Linked DNA regions of Homo sapiens: region 1 is linked to region 2. Evidence: chromatin loops called from intact Hi-C (ENCODE). Cell type or tissue: B cell. All regions are shown on one strand. Each heading gives the region's core, and the rest is flanking DNA. Links, peaks and the distances in the headings are about the cores only.

What was found. Peaks named below come from ENCODE experiments on the same cell type or tissue, not always from the same donor. Only the 100,000 strongest peaks of a DNase experiment are listed, where the experiment ranks them.
Region 1: a loop joins it to region 2, with 21 times the contacts of the local background. A loop is called at or near these places in 7 of 110 quality-filtered maps.

Annotation. Positions count from the first base shown.
Region 1 is chr4:147,583,013-147,596,066 of GRCh38, reverse strand. It overlaps LINC02507 (long intergenic non-protein coding RNA 2507), which reads right to left. Exons shown (of 4, transcript NR_187416.1): 4 at 1,478-1,802. Among named protein-coding and RNA genes, the nearest start is that of LINC02507, 20 kb to the right of the region's middle. In B cell, for the core only: CTCF peaks have their summits at 5,401 and 5,606 (motif pointing right); no DNase peak of the experiment used is centred there; H3K27me3 peaks cover 275 bases.
Region 2 is chr4:146,337,920-146,345,919 of GRCh38, reverse strand. All of the region lies in intron 5 of SLC10A7 (solute carrier family 10 member 7), which reads left to right. Among named protein-coding and RNA genes, the nearest start is that of MIR7849, 67 kb to the left of the region's middle. In B cell, for the core only: CTCF peaks have their summits at 2,910, 3,113 (motif pointing left) and 4,946 (motif pointing left); a DNase peak (open chromatin) is centred at 3,119.

The sequences.
Region 1 (13,054 bases), core at 2,011-10,010, 1.2 Mb before region 2:
CCCACCTCTCAATCCTGCCACAATGGATTAAATTTCAATATGAGTTTTGGAGGGGACACATATTCAAACCATAGCTCTTGGCATCCCCAGGCCTCTATAATATGGCCTGGTTCCTGCTATCCTGTCCTCAGGCCATCTTTCTGTTTACAGTCACAGTAAACATGCCCAGTGCTGCTTCTGCACGGTGCCTACTCATCCTTCTCACTCACAACTCTCTCCTTTCCCTGAGTCTCCCATTTGAATCTAACTCATTCACTCCGGCTCAGCCTAAGTCCAGCCACCCATGAGATTTCTCTAATATTCCCAGTTGACCCTTATCTCTCTTCTGAACTCCATAGGGATTCTTCTCTGAGCTGCCTGTCACACATTTCCCTTACTCTCTTGTGTCATGAGTTATTTTTTCATGTATAAGTGTTGTGTATTCTCAACTCACTTTTAAGTACTTCAAGAGAGGCGTGTCCTAAAGCCTGTTGTATTATTGTCTGTGGGTCTCAGGGAGGTGGTGTGTTGCAGGAGGATGGCACTCCTTTTTTTTTTTTTTTTTGAGACGGAGTCTCGCTCTGTCGCCCAGGCTGCAGTGCAGTGGCGCAATCTCGGCTCACTGCAAGCTCCCCCTCCCGGGTTCACGCCATTCTCCTGCCTCAGCCTCCCAAGTAGCTGGGACTACAGGCGCTCGCCACCACGCCCGGCTGATATTTTGTATTTTTAGTAGAGACGGGGTTTCACTGTGTTAGCCAGGATGGTCTTGATATCCTGACCTTGTGATCCGCCCGCCTCGGCCTCCCAAAGTGCTGGGATTACAGGCGTGAGCCACTGCGCCCGGCCCTTTTCTTTTTCTTTTCTTTTTTTTTTTTTTTTTTGAGACAGAGACTCACTCTGTCACCCAGGCTGGAGTTCAGTGGCGTGATCACAGCTCACTGAAGCCTTGAACTCCTGGACTCAAGCAATCCTGCCTCCTAAATAGCTGGGACTATAGGCATGTCACCACACCCAGCTAATTTTTGTATTTTTTGTGTGGATGGGATTTTGCCATGTTGTCTAGGCTGGTCTCAAACTCCTGAGCTCAAGCGATCTGCCAGCTTTGGCCTCCCAAAGTGCTGAAACTTCAGGTGTGAGGCACTGCTCCCTAACCAAAGATGGCATTTCTATGACTGTGTGACTTTGGAAAACCCTCTGAGCATCAATTTCCCCGTTTGCAATTTGAGCATAATGATAGCTACTGGGCAGGGTGGTGGAAAGGGTTAGCCAAGATGCATGTAAACGGAGAGTCCCAGGGGCTGGTACATGATAGGAGCACAGTGCTTGGTAGCCAGAGGCAGTGCTGAGTAAGGGCTGAATGAGAAGGCTCATCACTATCCATCTTGGTGCCTTCAGCATCTGGCATGGTCCCTGAACCTCTCATCTGCAACTGAGGATTTAATTCAATAAGCATTTTGTTTTAGTTTGAGTTCCCTCAGAAGAGACCATGAGACAATAATGTAAATGTGAAAGTTTATTTGGGAGGTGACTCTAGGAATCATAGAAAGGGGAGTGGGGAGGTGAGGTAGGGGAGGAAAGGAAACCAACACAGGATACGTTAATGGGCAGGTTACCACTGAGGGCAGCTGGGCTCCAACCTACTGGGACCATCTGAAAGACTTTGTAGAACATGCTCAAAATCATCACCAGAGAGACAGGAAGTGAGTACCTTTACCACCAAACTCCATCCGCTGTGGATCGTCGGCTGCTCACAGAGGTGCTGACAGCCCTACTTTTCTGGACTCTTCCTCCCTATCGTTGAGTTCCTGCAGCAGAGGGAGCTCCTGGGCAGAGAAATTCAGGAAAGAATTGCCAAATTTAGCCAGCAAAAACACAGAATGCCCAGTTAAATTTGAAATCTAGGTTAACAACAAATACTCAAAAAAATGTGTGTGTGTCCCATATTATAGATATTTAAAAATCATTTTCATGGGATATACTTAGAGTAAAAAATTGTTTATCTGAAATTTAAATTTAACTGAACATTCTGTATCCTACCTGGCAGCCCTAATTCAGGGGCTTGCTTGGGGGATAAAGGTGGAGTAAACTGTCTTCTTTTATTGAGTACTTACTATGGGTCCAGAGTGAGATTTATCGTGGGAATGCAGAATTAATGAATAAGTCTCCAGACCCTGCCTTGCCCCTTGAAGTTGTAATTAGATTTGAAAGAAAGATGTGTGTAGAACTGCTTTGAAAATGATAAATGCTGCACAAATGACAAAGAAGTATTCACTTTTAAAATGTATTTTTAAAAACACTAGTAGTGTGTCTAGCATAGTAGCTGCTCAATGTTTGTCATGTCAAACTGAATTATTATTATGATTTTTTTATTCTTTTATTTCTATTATATTTCAATAGTTTTGAGGGAAAAGGTAGTGTTTGGTTGCATGGAAAAGTTCTTAAGTGGTGATTTCTGAGATTTTGGTGCATCTGTCACCTGAGCAATGTACACTGTACCCAATGTGTACTTTTTTATCCATTGGCCCTCTCCCAACCTTCCCCCTGAGTCTCCAAAGTCCATTATATCATTCTCATGCCTTTGCGTCCTCATAGCTTAGTTTTCCATTCCTGTTTGGTTTTCCATTCCTGAGTTACTTCATTTAGAATAATGGTCTCCAACTCCATCCAGGTTGCTGCGAATGCCATTATTTTTTTCCTTTTTGAGGCTGAGTAGTTATATATCCCACATTTTCCTTATCCACTTGTTGGCTGATGGACATTTAGGCTGGTTTCATATCTTTGCAATTGCGAACTGTGCTGCTAGAGACATGCGTGTGCAAGTGTCTTTTTCTTATATTGACTTCTTTTCCTCTGGGCAGATACCCAATAGGGGGATTGCTGGATCAACTGGTAGTTCTATTTTTAGTTCTTTAAGGAATCTCCACACTGTTTTCCATAGTGGTTGTACTAGTTTACATTCCCACCACTAGTGTAAAATGCACTCTTTTCACCACATCCACACCAACATCTGTTATTTTCTGATTTTTAAATTATGGCCATTCTTTCAGGAGTAAGGTGGTATTTCACTGTTGTTTTGATTTGCATTTCCCTGATAATTAGTGATATTGAACTTTTTTTTCATATGTTTGTTGGCCATTTGTATATCTTCTTTTGAGAATTGTCTATTCATGTCCTTAGCCCACTTTTTGATGGGATTATTTGTTTGTTTGTTTTTTTTCCTTGCTGATTTGTTTGAGTTCCTTGTAGATTCTGGATATTAGTCCTTTGTCAGATGCATACAAACTGAATTATTATTATGGGCAAATAATACTATTATTTGTTGATTACTGTCATGAGACTCAGGCAAGGTTGTTTTAACATCTCCCTAGGTCCTAGATCCATGCTTATTTTTGGAGTCTTGCTTCATATTATTCATATTAAAGTGAATATTCATATTATTCATAATATTCATATTAAAGTGAATATCTCACACTAATCAAGGGAAACATATATATATTGCTTAAGCATTTTTTTGACAGAATTTAAGAATTTTAAAATTTTTTAGTTTTTGAAAAGATTTAGCTGTGACTTATTTAAGATTAGCTTTGATTTCTTAATTCAGGAGGGTAAGAAGGTCCATGAACTTGGATGAAAAAAATCTGTTTTCATTAACTTCAAACTGAAATTTGTAATTTTATTTATTAAAGAATATAGGCCATACATCACATTAATATTAACAATATCTCTCTCACCAATAGAAACAATAGATATATTCATGTCACATTACAGGGATTACGAATATCCCAAAACATCATTTATACTAATTGCTACTTTGAATATATAGTTGTGACATTGTTATTAAATCTTGTTATTAAATGCATTAATAAATAAGCACATATTTACAAATTAGTATTTTAAAGTTTTTTTTTTTTTTTGAGATGACTCTTGCTCTGTTACCCAGGCTGGAGTGCAGTGGTGCAATCTCAGCTCACCACAACATCCGCCTCCTGGGCTCAAGAGATTCTCCTGCCTCAGCCTCCCAAGTAGCTGGGATCACAGGCGTGTGCCACCACACCCAGCTAATTTTGTGTGTGTGTGTGTGTGTGTGTGTGTTTAGTAGAGATGGGTTTTCACCATGTTGGCCAGGCTGGTCTCAAATTCCTGACCTCAGTGATCCATCCACCTCAGCCTCCCAGAGTGCTGGGATTACAGTCGTGAGCTACTGCGCCCGGCCGAGTTTTTAAAAGTTTTTTGAAAATTTTATTTTAAAATAGTTGGCTTTCTTTGTGGGGCATTTTAAAAAAGTTCCAGGAGCTTCACTTAGGCTTCCAAAGGGATCTATGGCACAAAAGTGGAAAAGATCCCCTGCTAGGGCCTCGTGGGTAAAACAGCCTGGGGCTCAGGCTATGGGTCACTCTCGCCTGGTATTTTTTCTTTGTTCTTTTGTAGAAAATAGTGGGGACTTAGCAGGCTCAGGAGAGTGCAACTGCAGGCAGAAACAAGAGAAAGTTCAAAATATGTCTAAACTTTACTGGAAGATTTACTGGTTATCAAGTCAGAAGACTTTGGATCCAGTCCAGGCTTACCTTTAATATTCTCACAGTAGATGCATTTGCTCATTGAATCAGCCAATCTTTAAAAAGGGCCTATCACCAGCCTGACCCTATGCCTAGGCATTGGAGCAGGCAGGCCCAGGGTTGAGTCCATTCTGTCACTCACCAGAGGAGTGACCTTGAACAAGTTATTTCATATCCTGAAGCCTCAGTTTTCTAATCTGTAGAATGGAGATACTGATTCTGAATTTAACAGGGTGGTTGAGAGGATTAGATAAGATGGGTGTAAAGTACAATAAACACAGAGAAGATTACAGTTACTATGAATCACCATTTTGTCTATAAACTCTTGCATCAATGTGCTGCTAGTTGTCAAAGAAAAGCATATAAAACAGTCTTCTCTTGTATCACTGATTAAATATTTTTTTCTGTTAATGTTTTTGAAGCATTGTTTAGAGAACTGTAAAAGTAGTTAAAAAGAGGAAATATGACTGAAAATTCATATTCCTGAAAATATATGAATGTTAAAAATTGTATCAGGTGATATAATGACTCATCAATAACCTTACTAGATTATTTATTCTTAAAAGATATATTTGGTCAGGCGCAGTGGCTCACGCCTGTAATCCTAGGTCTTTGGGAGGCCGAGGTGGGCGGATCTCTTTGAGTTCAGAAGTTGGAGACCAGCCTGGGCAACATGGTGAAACCCTATCTCTACAAAAAAATACAAAAGAAAAAATAAAAAAGAAGTGGGTGTGGTGCCTCGTGCCTGTGGTCCCAGCTACTCGGGAACTGAGGCTGGAGGATGGCTTGAGCCAGAAAGCGGAGGTTGCGGTGTGAGCTCATATCACGCCACTGCACTCCAGCCTGGGCAACAGAGCGACACCCTAAGGGAAAAAAAAGTATATTATAGTTAAAAAACTTAAAAAAAGTTCTATCTGTAATTATGATTCTAAGAGAGCCATCCCACTGTTTTCTTTCCTGATACTATATTTTCTAAAAGTCTAAACACAAGGCTTTCCTTTGTTTTGGTTTTGAAACTTTGACCATTTATTCATAAACCATGCTAAAAACAGCAACTACCACCAGGTCGCGCTGTAGTTCCACAATGAAAACAGGCTGGGGTCTAAGGAATTCTCGAAGGTCTCAGTTGTCACATCATTTCTGTTTTTTGAAGCAAAGAGGGGTGGAGACAAATATTTAAAAGGAAAAAGAAAAGCTTTTGCTGAAAATAAATAACTTCAAATTCACTATAATTTAAACGTTGATATTCAGCAAAAAAGATTTTATCTGAGAATGTTGCTATTGCTACTTTTAGAAAAAATTGCTTTCAACTCAGTCCTGTTATTTTCCGGATGGAAAAATATAAAATAAATAAATAAAAACCGTGCTGAAAGTTTTCTTTCCTATATTCTCTAGTGGTTGATGGATAATACTATTTTTTTAAAATCCCAAGATGAGGTATATTTTATTTAAAAATTATAGTGATAGCTTAGGTATAAACCAGGCTTTAGAAAATATATAAACACTTCATCTTAAAAACAGTTTTTTTTTTGTTTTGAAAAAGCCCTTTTTTCTTTTTTGGTCTTATTTTTCCCAAATGTCAATATTTATGAGTCAGGGGTTGTGGGAAATGTTACCTAGAGCTACAAGGGCCGGAGATTGCCCTCTTGTATCCCTGGGGAGTTGAGCATGAGTGCCAGAGGGCAATGTTTGGCTGGAAGGACCCAAGCCTGCCTTTCTTTGCACCCCACAGTATGCCCTTTGAAGTGAAAGACATTTCTGTACTCAGCTCTACTTCATAGGAATTCAACTCAGGATGAGCAATGCACACAAATTTCTGTATACCCTTTTAGTATAAAAACAGAGGCAGACTAACAGAAAACCAAAAAAGCCAGAATTAATGCAGGCTGTTTGGAGTTTTGGAAACTCTTCTGATAACTTAAGTCACAAATCTAAATTTCTGGATGAGACTATTTTTTGATCATGTCACTTTCAGAACATCAGTCACTTGAAGTTTAACCCCTTTTAGGATTTGGGTGGTATTATTAGGAGTTTTGTCAATGGCAAAGACAGAAGTCCATGAGAAAGAAATCCTCACAGAAATAAGGTAAAAATCACGAAATATCAGTAAATTATGAAGCTTACATTTGTTTTGAAAATGAACCCATCAGCATAATGAAAAAAAATGCATTATTTAATCCAAGTGTTTTAGTTTGCTTCCTTACAAATTGTCCGTTATTAGGGACTGAACAAGAAAATAAAAGCTGAAAATGAACAAGATTTACTGAGTGGAATACAGGGGAACTGGGAAATATGCTGGCAAATTGGAGCCATTAACAAGTTAAAAAAATCAGAAACAGTTTTGAAAACCAGAAAGTCACCAGTAAAATATATCCGTAAGGTCAAATGAGCTGTCCTGATGTTGATTCTCAATTTCCTCCTGCATTTATTTGAAGGAGCTTCTCTTTATTATTATTATTTTTAAATTTAAATCTTTAACCCCCATAGATGGCTATGTCTCCTAGTATCTTTCAGCTAAGGATTATAACTTTTTCTTTGCTCTATGAACTTTAACACTTCTTTATTTAGCTTGATTTATTTTTAAATGTCCCACCCAAATACTTAACTGGTTCAAGCACTTAACTGGTTTCCAAAGGCTTGTTGTATAAATAACAAGATAAAAATTCATAGAACATTTTATTTTCCCACATTGGGAGGTAATAGTCCTGTTTCATTTTTGGAAAAATATGGCAAAGAATTATTGAGGTTAATGAAAAATTAAGGGAAATGATAGCATCAGGTTTTTTGGGGAAAAAAAGATTCTCTCTGGGAAGAGACTTTCATTTCATTTTCTAAACACATGGGTGTGGCCTTTGGCTTTTTTCTCCACCCATTGATCAGCTAATTCTAAATGCATTTTCTCCACTTGCCAATGGTATGCCAGCATTCTGCTGTTTATATTCTCTAGCCTAGTTTTTTATTTTTATTTTTCTGTAAATGGGGATTAAAATATTTAGCTCGGAGATGTTGAGAGCATTTAAATAGTAACGTGTTCAGCCCTTGGCGTACAATAGGTATTCAATGTGTGATACTTTCCTTCCTCCTTTCTTCATTAACTGGAACACACACACACACACACACAAAACACCAGTTTACCCATATTAAATACCTCTATGAGAATGTAATGCAAAACGTGTTTAAGTTAATTTGTACAGCATTTACCGTTCAGCATATACCATTCTTGCAACCCAGTTATAGACATGCTTAATGAAATTAGCATTGGAATCAAGGCTCTGAAATTAAAAGTAAAATTCAGGTGGGTAGAGTTGGCATTTAAATATTTTGTATATTTAATTAATATCCGTATGCATATTTATTTATCACTACATTTATGTTTAATTTATTATTTATCTTATGTATAGTATATATTCATATGTATATTTATGTTTATCAGTTGTGCATACGCCTGTGAATGTTTTAAGTCTGTTTTGGAATAGGTCACTAAGGCATGGTTCTATGAAGGTATTTCAGGTTTTGCGCTTCTATTCACTTCAAAAATGAATTGTTAAATAAAATTTGATACTGTAGGAAGCTGAAAATAGTCAACTTCCCTTAGCTAGGCACCAATAACATAGAGTTTTTGAGAAAATCAAGCAAGGCAAGGATGGCCTATTTTTCTCTAAGAAATTCATCCGTATGTTCAAATGAATGTCTTCCTTTTCAGAGAAGTTGCTTTGGGAGTCTAGACACTTCTTTCAACTGTACTGCTATTGCACTAAACATTTTAGGAACTTTTTTTGGAATTACCTTTAGGGCTAATTAAGGAATCAAAGTAAAAGCTAGTCTCATTATATTGTAGGCTACAGCACTTCTATCCAGTCAGTTACCGTCTGCCTTATTAAATGGCTTGGTTGTTTCCAAAAATGAAACTTACCCTGATGAAAAAAAATATTTTTAAAAAATACCCTGACATTCAAAGCAATTCCCGTAGTGTGTGAAGGAAGGAAGTTCCTAACTGGAGTTTCAAAACTGTTTTGAAAATCGCTGGAATGTTGCTGCCTACTTTGATGGGGACATCATTCATTTGTATGGATAAATTCAAGTATATTTGTTCAAACCCAGTGTCATTGTCTTATAGTCATGTCTTTTGACAGTAACTATTTATAATGTGAAATAGGGATCCTTTTGAGCTGAGAGACCTCATCAAAAGACAAATGCTATTATTTAAAAAGGAATCATGGTGAATTTTTAACTAGAGTCTGCTGCGTTCAGTTACAGGCTCCAGAAACTTCTGAAAACAAAAGGAGAAAAATACAAAGGCCATTGTGCCCAGATCAGGCCTGTGATGTTCCTTTTATCCTCACATGGATTTGTTTAGCGAGTTACTGCAGTGCTTGTGTATATGATTAAATTTAAGCCAGTCATCATGGAATAGAATTATAAAGGCTGCGGGGTCCATATTTTGAAACAAGCAGGAAAACAACATGAACTTGTTAGAGGATGAATCCAGACTTTGATCTTAGCAAATACATAAACAGTAACAAGATGGAAATAAAAGGTAAAAATATTTGTAATATATTTATGTTTGGTTATTAATAAAAAGGGAAATCGGTGAAAAAGGCAAAGCCAAAAAGAAAAAAAAAAGCTTCTGCTTAGGTACTTCGTTAAACCACATAAAAACTGTGAGAGTCCTGAGCAAATGAAATCTGTGACACATACTGAAACCCTTGAGCTGGGCCTCCAAGGGCTTCATGGTTTTAAAGAGGCTGTTACGGACCTGGAGCTTTTCTGGCATGCCAGTCTCAGACCCTCCAGACTCGGGGGCTGCCAAACTGCTCATTTCCCACAAAACTTCAGCAGACTTGTAGTCTCTGACCATCCATCCATGTGCTATATTCCCAATAAAGCTATGCATCCTTTCAGATGACCCATATTGTGGAAACCAGTATCTGAACAAATCTGGGACCCTTTTAAAAAACTCGGTAGCTATGCTGTGCAAACCACGAATGCACTACTTCCCATTTGATTAGACATTTTCTTCTGGAAATGATTTTTGGAATTGATGTGGTGTCTATTTTTTTTTTCAACAAAGCTGTCTCTCTTTTAAAATAAATCCCACGAATAATTTACTCTGCTGCCAGAGATGTGCTTGCTTTTATTTTTATTAAGGCCTGAAGTGTCTGGGATCAGCATCCTTGTGCCCCTCAGGGCTGTATGACCTTATGACCTGCATGGTCCTGCCAGGTCGCTTTCAGGGAAGGAAGCCCTCTTGATGGTGTGGAATGAGCCTCCTGAAGTGTCCACACATTCTCCATCCTGGCCCAGTGCCAGCCTGTGTTCAGGCTGCCTCAGACCTCCACAGAAAGGGTTAATAACGCACAGCAGAACGTCCAGGCAGATGAATAACAGATGAGTTTCCCAAATCTTGGTAAAACAGTGATGTAGAAAGTTGGTGAGGTTTTAGAGATAACTCCCAAATGTTTATATCATAAAATATTCTCCTTTCCATTTTTCACTTTCCCTAGCTAAGGAGGCTAAAATTCTTTACTAAGTGAAGGAAGTCAGATACAAAAGGTCACATATTTATATGAACTCTCCAAAATAGGCAAATCTATAGATACAAAAAGCAGATTCATGGTTGCCAGGGGCTGAGGGGAGGGAAAAGGGAGAGTGACTGCTTACAGGGTTTCCTTTGGGGTGATAAAAAATGTTCTGTAACTAGATAGTGCTGATGTTTGTAGAACATTGTGAAGGTAATTAACAGTTATTAAAATGGTAAGTTTACGTTATATGTATTTTACCACAATAATTTTTTTTCTTCCTTAGGTAAAGTACAGGTGAAATGCAAATAGGAAAAGTAATTGTTAAGTCATTTGCACTCATCAATATCTTAGTAGTAATTTTTAGGGCAATTAAGGGGTCTCCTAGTAAGTCCCTGATTATTGGGTAAAACAAAAAAATTGGTTATTGGTGAAAATGGATGAAAGGGCAAAGCTGGTGTAGCACGTGTGAGGAAAGGACAAGAAGGCAGGTCGGGGTAAGACTGACCTAGTGTAATGGTGAATTTTATGTGTTAACTTGACTGGGCCATGGGGTGCCCAGTGCCTAGATATTTGGTTAAACGTTACTTCTGAATGTGTCTATGAGGATGTTTCTGGATCAAATTAACACTTGAGTCAGTAGACAAAACAGATTCCTTCCCCAGTGTGGGTGGGGCTCACTCAGTCCATTGAAGGCGTGAAAAGAACAAAAGACTGAATCAGAAAATTTTTTTCTCCCTGCCTGTCTTTGAACTGGGACATTGGTCTTCTGCTGTTCATCTTTGACTCAGACTGGAACATACACTATTGTCTCTCCTGGTTCTCAGGCCTTTGAACTTGGACTGGAACTATACCATCGGTTCTCCTGGGTCTCCAGCTTGCTGACTGTAGATCTTGGGACTTCTTAGCCTTTATAACTTCATCAGCCAATTCCTTATAATAAATATCTTTATATTTTTATCTGTATCTGTGCATGCATTTCTAACTATGGATATATATATTTCTATCTGTTACTGGTTTTGTTTCTCTGGAGAACCCAGACTAACACAGGTTTTGGTACCAAGAAGTGAAGTGTGGCAGTAAAAGATATCTAAACATGTGGAAATGGCTTTGGAGCTGAGTAACGGGTAGAGGCTGAAAGAGTTTTCAGGTGCATGCTAGAAATATGGATATAAAAAGAGATTTTGATGAGGTCTCTGATGGAAATTAGGATCATGTTATTGGAAACTGGAAGGAAGGAAATTCTTGTTATAAAGTGGCAAAGAACTTGGCTGAATGGTGTTCAGGTGTTTTGTGGAAGGTAGAACTTGTGAGCAATGAAATTGCATATTTAGCAGAGGAAATTCTTAAGCAAAGTGTTGAAGGAGCATCTTTGCTCCTCCTGAGTGCTTGTAGAAAAATGTGTGGGCTGGGCACAGTGGCTCACACCTGTAATCCCAGCACTTTGGGAGGCAGAGACAGGTAGGTCACTTGAGGCCAGGAGTTCAAGACCAGTCTGGCCAATATGGCAAAATCCTGTCTCTACTGAAAATACAAAAATTAGCCAGGTGTGGTGGTGCATGCTTGTAATCCCAGCTACTTGAGAAGCTGAGGCAGGAGAATTACTTGAACCCAGGAGGTGGAGGTTACAGTGAGCTGAGATCATGCCACTGCACTCCAGCCTGGGCTACAGAGCAAGACTCTGTCAAATGTGAGAGAAGAGAGATGAATGAAGAAGAAATTGTTAAGCAAAAATGAACCAGAGCTTTAAGGTTTGGAAAACAATCAGCCTATTCATATTGCAAGAAACCGAGAAAGCATGTTCTGAAGAGTATGCCAAGGGTATGGCTGGATTATGGTTTGAGAAAGAGTTTATGGGATGATATGAGCAGAAACACTGCCAGTTTGAACTGAAGGGGATGGAGATGTAACAAAATGAAGGAAGGCTGTTGGAATTCTTGGATTCTGTGAAAAGGACTGTATAGCTATTTGGCTGTGAATGCATGCTATTCTTCAAGGAAAAGGAAGAATGACTTCAAATGTGACTCAGAGATCATCAGGGCTGTCACTCCTACCACAGACCTAGGGGATAAGGCTATCTCCTGTTTGGTTTCAAAGAGTGTGACCACCCCTCTTGTTTTAGAAGGTGAGAAAAGCCCTACTCAGTGCCTTAGGAGTGAGCCCACAAAGTGTAACCTTGGGAGCAGAGCAACTCAGAGTCTCAGGTGCATTACTTTTTTTTTTTTTTTTTTGAGACAGGGTTTGGTTCTGTCACCTAGGCTGGTGTGCAGGGGTGCAATCTTGGCTCACTGCACCTCTGTCTCCTGGGCTTAAGCCATCCTCCCATCTCAGCCTCCAGGGTAGCTGGGACTGCAGGTGTGCACCACCATGCCTGGCTAATTTTTGTACTTTTTGGCTTTATTTTGTTTTGTTTTTTGTAGACATGGGGTTTCACCATGTTGCCTAGATTGGTCTTGAACTCCTGGGCTCAATTGATCTGCCTGCCTCAGCCTCCCAAAGTGCTAGGATTACAGACTTGAGTCACTGTGCCTGGCCTTGGGTGCATTACTTTTTCAGTGGGTCCTGAAGGTGGGAGTGCTACCCTACTGGGCACAGAAGGCAGAGCATGGGACCAAAGAGAATTATTCTTGAGCCTTAAAATCTAATGGAATTCACCTTGCTAGGTTTTAGATTTTCTTGGGACTTGTCTTCCATCTTCTGGCTTCTCCCTTTTGGAAGGAAAATATCTATCCTATGCCTGTCCCACCATTGTATTTAGGAAGAAAATAGCTTGTGTGGTGAAACTAAATACAACTTAAGTCAGATATGTCATATATGAGTGAGACCTTATCTTTGGACTTTAGACTTGATGCTGGAATGAGTTAAGGCTTTTGGGGCTATTAGGATAGAATGAATGTATTTTGCACACTAGAAGGATATAAATTTTCGCAGTCCGGGGCAGAATGTTACAAACTGAATGTTTGTGTCCCCTCAGAATTCATATGTTGAAGACTTACCTGC
Region 2 (8,000 bases), core at 1-8,000:
TTGGCTTCTTTTCAAAATTATGTCACACTTGCAAAGTGCAAGAACAGTATCTAGGAGGAATGCTTAATAAATAATACCTATTATTCATGTATTTATTCATTCAAAAATATTAAATGGGCCCCTATTATGTCCCAAGCATTTCACTAGGTATGGGAAATACAAGATAGAGTAAAAATAAGCATGGTCCCTTTCCTCATAAAGCTTATAGCCTAGTGAAGGAGACGCAGGCATTAATGAAATAATCACACAAATAAATGTAAAATTACAACTGTGATGCATGCCATAAAGCAGATCTATAGTGCCATAAGAGTGCATATTTAGGGGGAATCTATAATGGCAGAAAGACTTCCTTGATAACTGAAGGAAGCTGATGTCTGCAGGTTGAAAGTGAATATAGCCCGGTCAAGGAATAGACCAAGGGCCCTGTGGCTAGCGTATAGAGAGCCAGGTGGAGAATGGAAAAAGATGGAAATGTAGGCAGGAGCAGATAATACAGAATGTTGTAGACCACAGTTATAATATTCGTCCTTAAAGACCAGTGGGAAACTAATGAAGGATTGCATTTCAATGTGGAAACTGTGTTGTAGTCTCCCAGAGCATAAGAGGTAAGAGAAGGTAGAGAAAAATGACCCCTTCCTAGATGTAGCATTGGTCTCAGGCTAAATTTAGAAACGAGCATTTGCCATTGCACTCTTGACTCCCTCTCTGTTCCTTCTACCTGGGTCATTCCACCTGAGCCTGTGGTTCCCACGTCACTGTTTATCCCTCTGCATCAAGCTAGTCTTGCCCATAAAAGTACCTCTTGCCTCAAAATGCTCGACCTTTCTTGCTTCTAAGCAAATTTCATTCAGATAGAAGTTTCAGATTCATACCAGTATTTAGAGGAAAGCATATTGACTAAGATGTGAGTAGCTTTCTTCCGGAACAGTGTTCTCCAACTTTTCGAACTCCTTTACAGTCTTAAAATTTGCTGACGACCAGAGAGAACAGTTGTTTATATGGGTGATATTTATCTATTGATCACATTTGAAATTAAAGCTGGAAAATTATTAATTCATTTAAAAATAATAACTTCATCATATGTAAATTTGCACATTTTTATGAAATATCACTATATTTTCCCAAACAAAAACTAGTGGGAAGAGTACTATTGTTTTGCATTTTGCAAATCTCTTTAATGCCTGGCTTAACATAAAACTGTTGGTGTATCAAATCTCTTTTGATATCACATGTCATGTAGCCTCTGGAAAACTCCACTATATAACTGCAAGAGAATGAGAGTAAAAAGGCAAATAATGTGTTAGTAATATAATGAAAGTAGTTTTTGTCTCACCGAGCCCTCCAAAAGGTCTTAGGAACCCGTAGGTCCCCAGGCCACACCGTGAAAACTACTACTTCAAAAGAAAACATGCAATTTTAAAATAGATGCTTATTAAGCCAAAAAGACTATCATCCAAGATGGCATTTCAGGTAGTCTACAAGTGAAATGAAAAGAATTCAGGCAGCGTGGCTCTAACCTAGTTCTGCTTTTCACCGCTTCTTCCGTGTATCTGTTTGAACCAATTAAACCCTCTAAAAATTCCAAATGATTTGTAGTGTTGGTAGAGATTCCTGTGAGTGTTTAGACAACATTGAAAATTCTTGAAACGTGATATTTTTGCATTGGTTACTGGTGTAAGGCATAGTCTCCATTCAAAGTAAACTGTGATTTCTGCATAGCTTCCCGTGAGCATCCGGTCACTTCATTTTCTGTAACAAAGACCCACTTAGATACTGCAACTTAACTGTGTTTATCTTTCAAGAACTGATTTGTGAGGTGAAGCTAAAGTAATGGGAGATTGTTAATCTCTGTGGTCTCTTCCGGGTCAGAAATGACATGATTTTATCTTATTTTCTTATGTAGCACACAAACGCTTTCTGAGGGCAGCTAAAAACATTTGGAATGATGCATCATTTAAAAATGAGTTTTGCTTCTCTGATTGACAGACTCGAAGAACAACATTCCTTTAGATGAGTTTTGTTGAATTTGTTTAAAAAATTCCTTTAGATGAGTTTTGTTGAATTTGTTAAAAATTCATTTTCATTCTTACCTTGTACCTGTAATATTAAGTTCCACCATCACTACTAGTGGGAATAAATTCTATCCTTTTTTTATTGATGTTAAACATATATTTCTATCAATTCAATATTAAGTACTTTATTATTGTACTTCACAATCATGAAAGTGCCTGCAGGGAAGAGGAAGACCATGCCCATAAAAAGACTACTAAATCTGTACTTCTCTTTAAATCAGTAGCTCATCATGGACGAGTAATGCTCTTGACCACTAGTTTATCTCCCACATCATTAATATTTTCTGTTCTTTAAGGAAGGACATACATAAGTGATTAAACATTGTAGAAGGACAATTGAGAAGCATTTACACTCCTTCATTTGAACTGAAATTTGTAGGTTATCTTTGAGATGTGTCACTCATAGATAAATGGTTAGGAACATGTTGGACTTAAGAGGTCACAGATGAGTGGCCCACAGGCCACATGCAGACCACAGATGTGCTTTCTATATTCTGGGTTTCCTAAGTTGCCCTCACTTCCTATTATTTTACTTGTGGCCCAATCTGCACATTCACCTTGCCAGTCTGGTGGCTGTCAGTATTTGAATTAGTAGCTCTATAGCAAGCAGTCATGTCTGGGGAAAATAGAAAAACAGAACCCAAGAAGATTACAGTACTGTGTTGTAAGAAATCACCTAATAGAAAATTGTTTGACAAGGATGTATAATTATTCATCTTTTAAATTCTTGGTCATATGAAAAAATAACTTTAAAGGTAAATGAAAATAATAGTTGATTGACAAGCATGCCTCAAAAATGACATTTATTATATAAAGATTTTTTAATAGCTTAACACAGGAGTTAGGGTATGAGATTATGAAACGGGGTTGTATCTTCCTCAAAGAGGTCATCCATCAAAACTTTGCTTTTTCATTATATTACTCTTCTTATTTATGTGCATTGTTTTATCTATAAAAAATATTTAATGTATATTTAAATATATAGAATCAACCACACAACTAATTTGTCAAATGCATACCTTTGCAGTGTTAGTTTATCTGGAAGGTCCCACAGCACCACCTAGTGCCCTGTATTTTATTTTGCATAATATTTTTATAAATTTAAGAATTCTTATCACATTTGAATATCAAATATGGCCCTGAAGCAAATATATGGTTTAAGTAGTATTATAAATAGAATGCTCTAAAGTAATTATTGCATGCTTTATTGAAAAATTTAAGTGAAACTCTAAAAAATGATGATTGTAAATTTTAATAATAGTACTATTATTAAAATTTACTGGTAAAAAAATTCACTAGTATTTCTAATTCACATATAAAGACATTCTTAAAAGATTGTTACGTTGTGTGTGATCTAATAGAACTATTGGTAAGGTTTTTGTCCAAAACAGATATTTATTTCTTCTTATTTTTTTCTTGTATTTGCTGTTCTCTAATAAATTAAAAGTAATTTTTTAGGCTTCCTCTTGGAGGTCATGATTTCTAAGTCTTTATACTTTTAACACTATCTACAACAGCTCTTATAAATTTCAGATAAAACTGTATAATCACTTTTTAAACTAGAATTGTGAGATATTTAGAGATAGATAAAATACTTCTACATTAAAAAATAAAATCAGTCAAATAAAAGAATGAGGTGTGCTTATATATTCTTTTATGGAAAGAGCTCCAGGAAATATAGAGAAGTGGGAAAAGATAAAGCTATGTACAGAATACTGTGTATAGTATGATTATCTTAAGAAAACTGTATAAATTTGAATAAGTTAAGAACGCTAGGCTAGATGGATGAGTAGGTGGGTAGAGGAATGGGTGGATACTGTTTTTTTTCTGTAAGGAATTACAAGAAATTGCTAATGTTTCTGAGTTGAGAGGGAGCTAGAAATTTTCAATTTTTCTTTGTACTTTTCTATACAACTAAAAATTTTCTAATGAGATTCATGTATAACTTTGTTTAAGGCCGACAAGGGTTATTTGTGTTTTAAGATTATGAACCATTTCATTGTTCCTTATAATATTTTCTGTATTAAAAACAAAGCCAAATTTTTAAATAAAAAACTAGTGTTATAAGGTTAGCATCCATCTCATAGATTTGTCTTTTTAGAAGGCTTTACCATACATTACTTTTTAATAGAACATGTAAGCCCCAAGAAGGCAGAGAACTTTTGTCACACTGTATCCTTGACTTCTGGAATTGTATCTGGCACATAATAAGTGCTCAGTAAATTAGCATTGAATGAATGAATGAGGACATATTATATTGTGTCCAACTACTATATAGAATACTATGTAATAATGAGATGTATTATGGTGAAATTTTATCCTATTTATGTATAAACATATGTGTGCATGGTTACATTCTTATGTCTGATGTTATTAAAACACTAACACTGATTCAAGTTAGTTCAAAATACAGAATATCAAAAACTCTAAATTATACTTTCAAATGTTTGTGTATGGCCATTTTTGGTTTTGGGGGGGTTTGGTTTTGCCTATTCTTAATAAAATATTTTATGCAACATATTAGCTATATTTGGAACTCAGTTATATTGAAATTCAATCCAAATGGTTACTAAAGAACAATACTGTGATCATTTCCCTCTTTTATTTAAATTCCTGATAATTCTATCTTAGTGACCTAATGGTTGCTACTTTTAAAGTTCCTGCAATTATACTTATATTAATCATAAAATGCTAATTACTCATTACATATATTCAATTCCTAACTACTAATTTAAAATTCCATGACATTTTATAAGCTACTGTTAGTGAAAATCCATTCATAAGCATAAGTTATATTGTTTTATTTTAAACATGCAGTGATTCATACTAATGTGCTGTGCATAGATTTTTTTTTAAACTGTCAAAGTGTGTAGAAGTTGCCCTCTACTGGGGAACTAGAAAAATTATGTTAACATAGATTTTCAATTTCCTTAAAGACTTAGGTAAATCCATTGATGTGATTTACCAGATGATTGCTTCTTGCTCTCTGGCACTTTTAAATTCTGAAGATATTGAAATGATTAGCAGAAGATATTTAAAAATAAATGTCTGATATGAATATATGTACATCCATTTCTAATATAAAGTCTTGGCTATTTCTTATTAAAAATTCCTTAGTAACAACACCCAATGGCTAAGGTCTAGAAGTAATTTTATTGGGATAAGTCTCTACTGAAACATTAAGGAAAATTAGCTGTATATACCTATGTAACTAAAAATGACTCAGTACTGTTTTTAATAATTCACCATAGAAATGTCCAGGTTAAAAGTCTAAAAGTCTAATCACTCTCTCTCTCTCTCTCTCTCTCTCTCCATATATATATATACACACACACACATATATATGTATATGTGTATATATATATTTTGTTTTTTGTTTTGTGCTAGAGCCTTTGCATTTTTGCTAGAGCCTGGGTCTTTGTTTTTTACTAGAGCCTGCATTTGCTAGAGCCTGGGTCATAAGGTGAAATTTGATTATGGCGAAGTGATTTGCTTGTTCTATTAGTTGTTGAACTTTTTATACCAAAAAAAGTCCATTGACCAGTTCTTATAAACTGATAAGACAGTCTTCTTCCTTTTGCTATTATTGCCTTTCCTTCTGCCCTTGAGAGTTCCATCAGGCTTTGGAGAGCACTGCCTTAGAGAGATTCAGAGTCTAGGATGCATCTCTAGGTTGTTAAGACCCCAATCACACATATATGTTTTTCTTCTCCTACCCCCTGATATTTAATAAAAATAAACATATTATTAAGGAGAAACCTGTTTAAAATTGGTGTCATTGGTGAGAGGTAGATAGGGAAAGAAGCAACTACTGATATTTAATAAAAATAAACATGTTATCACACACCGGGACCTGTCGGGGTGGGGGACAAGGGGAGGGAGAGCATTAGGACAAATATCTAATGCATGCGGAGCTTAAAACCTAGATGATGGGTTGATAGGTGCAGCAGACCACCATGACACATGTATACCTATGTAACAAACCTGCACATCCCGCACATGTATCCTGGAACTTAAAGTAAAATTAAAAAAAAAAAAACGACAAATGAAACTATAAAAAGGCAGGAAAACATGTCAGTAGAAGTGAGGATATGAGAAAAAATAAATGCCTTATCTGGTAGATTAGGCTTGGAGAAAAAATAATAAATAAACATGTTATTAGGGAGAAACCTGTTTAAAATTGGTGTCAATGGTGAGAGGTAGATAGGGAAGGAAGCAACTGCATACCCAGATCCTACTGCCTCTTTGTGTTGGGGGTGGCAGGAGGATCTGTGGACCAATGATGCTCATGTGAGGTGCAAACCTTTCTTAGGACCATTGGTTAATCCACCTCCTTCTCCTGACTGAAGCCTCTCTGAGTCACAAAGTTCAGAGCTGGTTTTCTAAGCTGCAGGAATGGCTCTGGCTAAGGAATATTATAAAAACCAGAGTAAATCAGACCATTGAAATATGAAACAAGGCAAGTGTAGTGCAGATGTCTCCATTCATTGTGTCCATCTTATACTCAGTATTGATCGTCACAGCTAGATCTAACAGCAGTGTGTGCCATCATTTAGACACGTCCAAAAGGAATAGATGAGCTATGCCAAACCTATTCATTTCACATGTGTAGACATGGTCTGGGTTTTTTGTTTGTTTATGTTAAAGTTCTGTTATAAATCTGAATAGTGATTTTGATTAAACCATTATTTTGAGTGTCTTATATAAAAGAGAATCAGTTTTTGATTATTTTAGAAGTTTATTTTAACATCCAGGAGCCTACATAAGAAGCCCCTTCCCCAAATCTCCCTCAAGTCACTTTCCATTGCCTCCTTTCTCTGTCCTCATTGAACTTCATACTATCCCCCTCCTCCATATTCCACGTCTCTGCCTTGCTTTTTCAAAAATGTTCTCCCATAGTCTTGTTGGTAATTCATGGGCCTTTTAGGGTAGGGATGAAAGTGCCTATTTCAAGATTTAATCTCTTTTAAAAACCTTCCTCTAATCTGTTCTAATTTTATCATCTATGTGTTTTTGTTTTGTTTTGTTTTGTTGCTTTATATGTATGGTAAATAATATAGTGCTGAGTAACTGCTTTCAGATCTTCCATATGTGAGCTTTGTTCTACTCAAGTGGTTTGTAGGAGGCAGTGTGGTATCAGAAATAAAGAACTGGGCAGGGAATTTGAGACACTAAAATGCTACTCCTTGTGTTTCCACTAACTCTGCACCCAAGAGTGAGAGACATTGCCTCCTTGGGCATCAACTTTTCAGTTTGTAAAGTGAGGTAACACATTATCCCTAATGTCTCTTTCAGCTAGAATTCTTTGATTTCTCTAAATTCTTAAAGAACTCCTATCCAGTATATCAACACAATGGTAGAGATCTTGGATTCTGGAACCAGACTGCATGACTTGCTTCCCATTCTGCCACTTACTGCTTGGGAATTCTGAACAATTCCTTGTCTATGTACCTCAATTTTCTCCTCTGTAAAATGAGAATTGTAGTGGCAGCTTTCTCATAGGTTTGTTGTGAGGACCAAATGAGTTAGTAAATATAAAGAGCATAGAACAGTTGCTGACATATACACAGTAGGCATTCAATAAATGTCAACTAGTCTCATTATTATTACAAACACAAGGGTTTTAAAACATTTCAGAAAGTGTGTGTGTTTCTTATCAAATGGATATGCTGCTCCATGAGAGAAACATTTGTGGACACACATTCATCTATTCATTTGTTCTTTCATTCAGCAAAAAAAATTATTGCATGCCTAATATTTGCCAGGCACTGTTGTGTTACAGACATCAATGAGCAGAATGGCAGATACACATTAAATCTTTTAAACCAGTGGGAAAAAACATCCATGTTACTCTAGTGACCTAAGAGAGTTACTTAGTGCCTTATTTTCATGTATTCCAACACCAGTGGCAAGTTATATATGTAATCG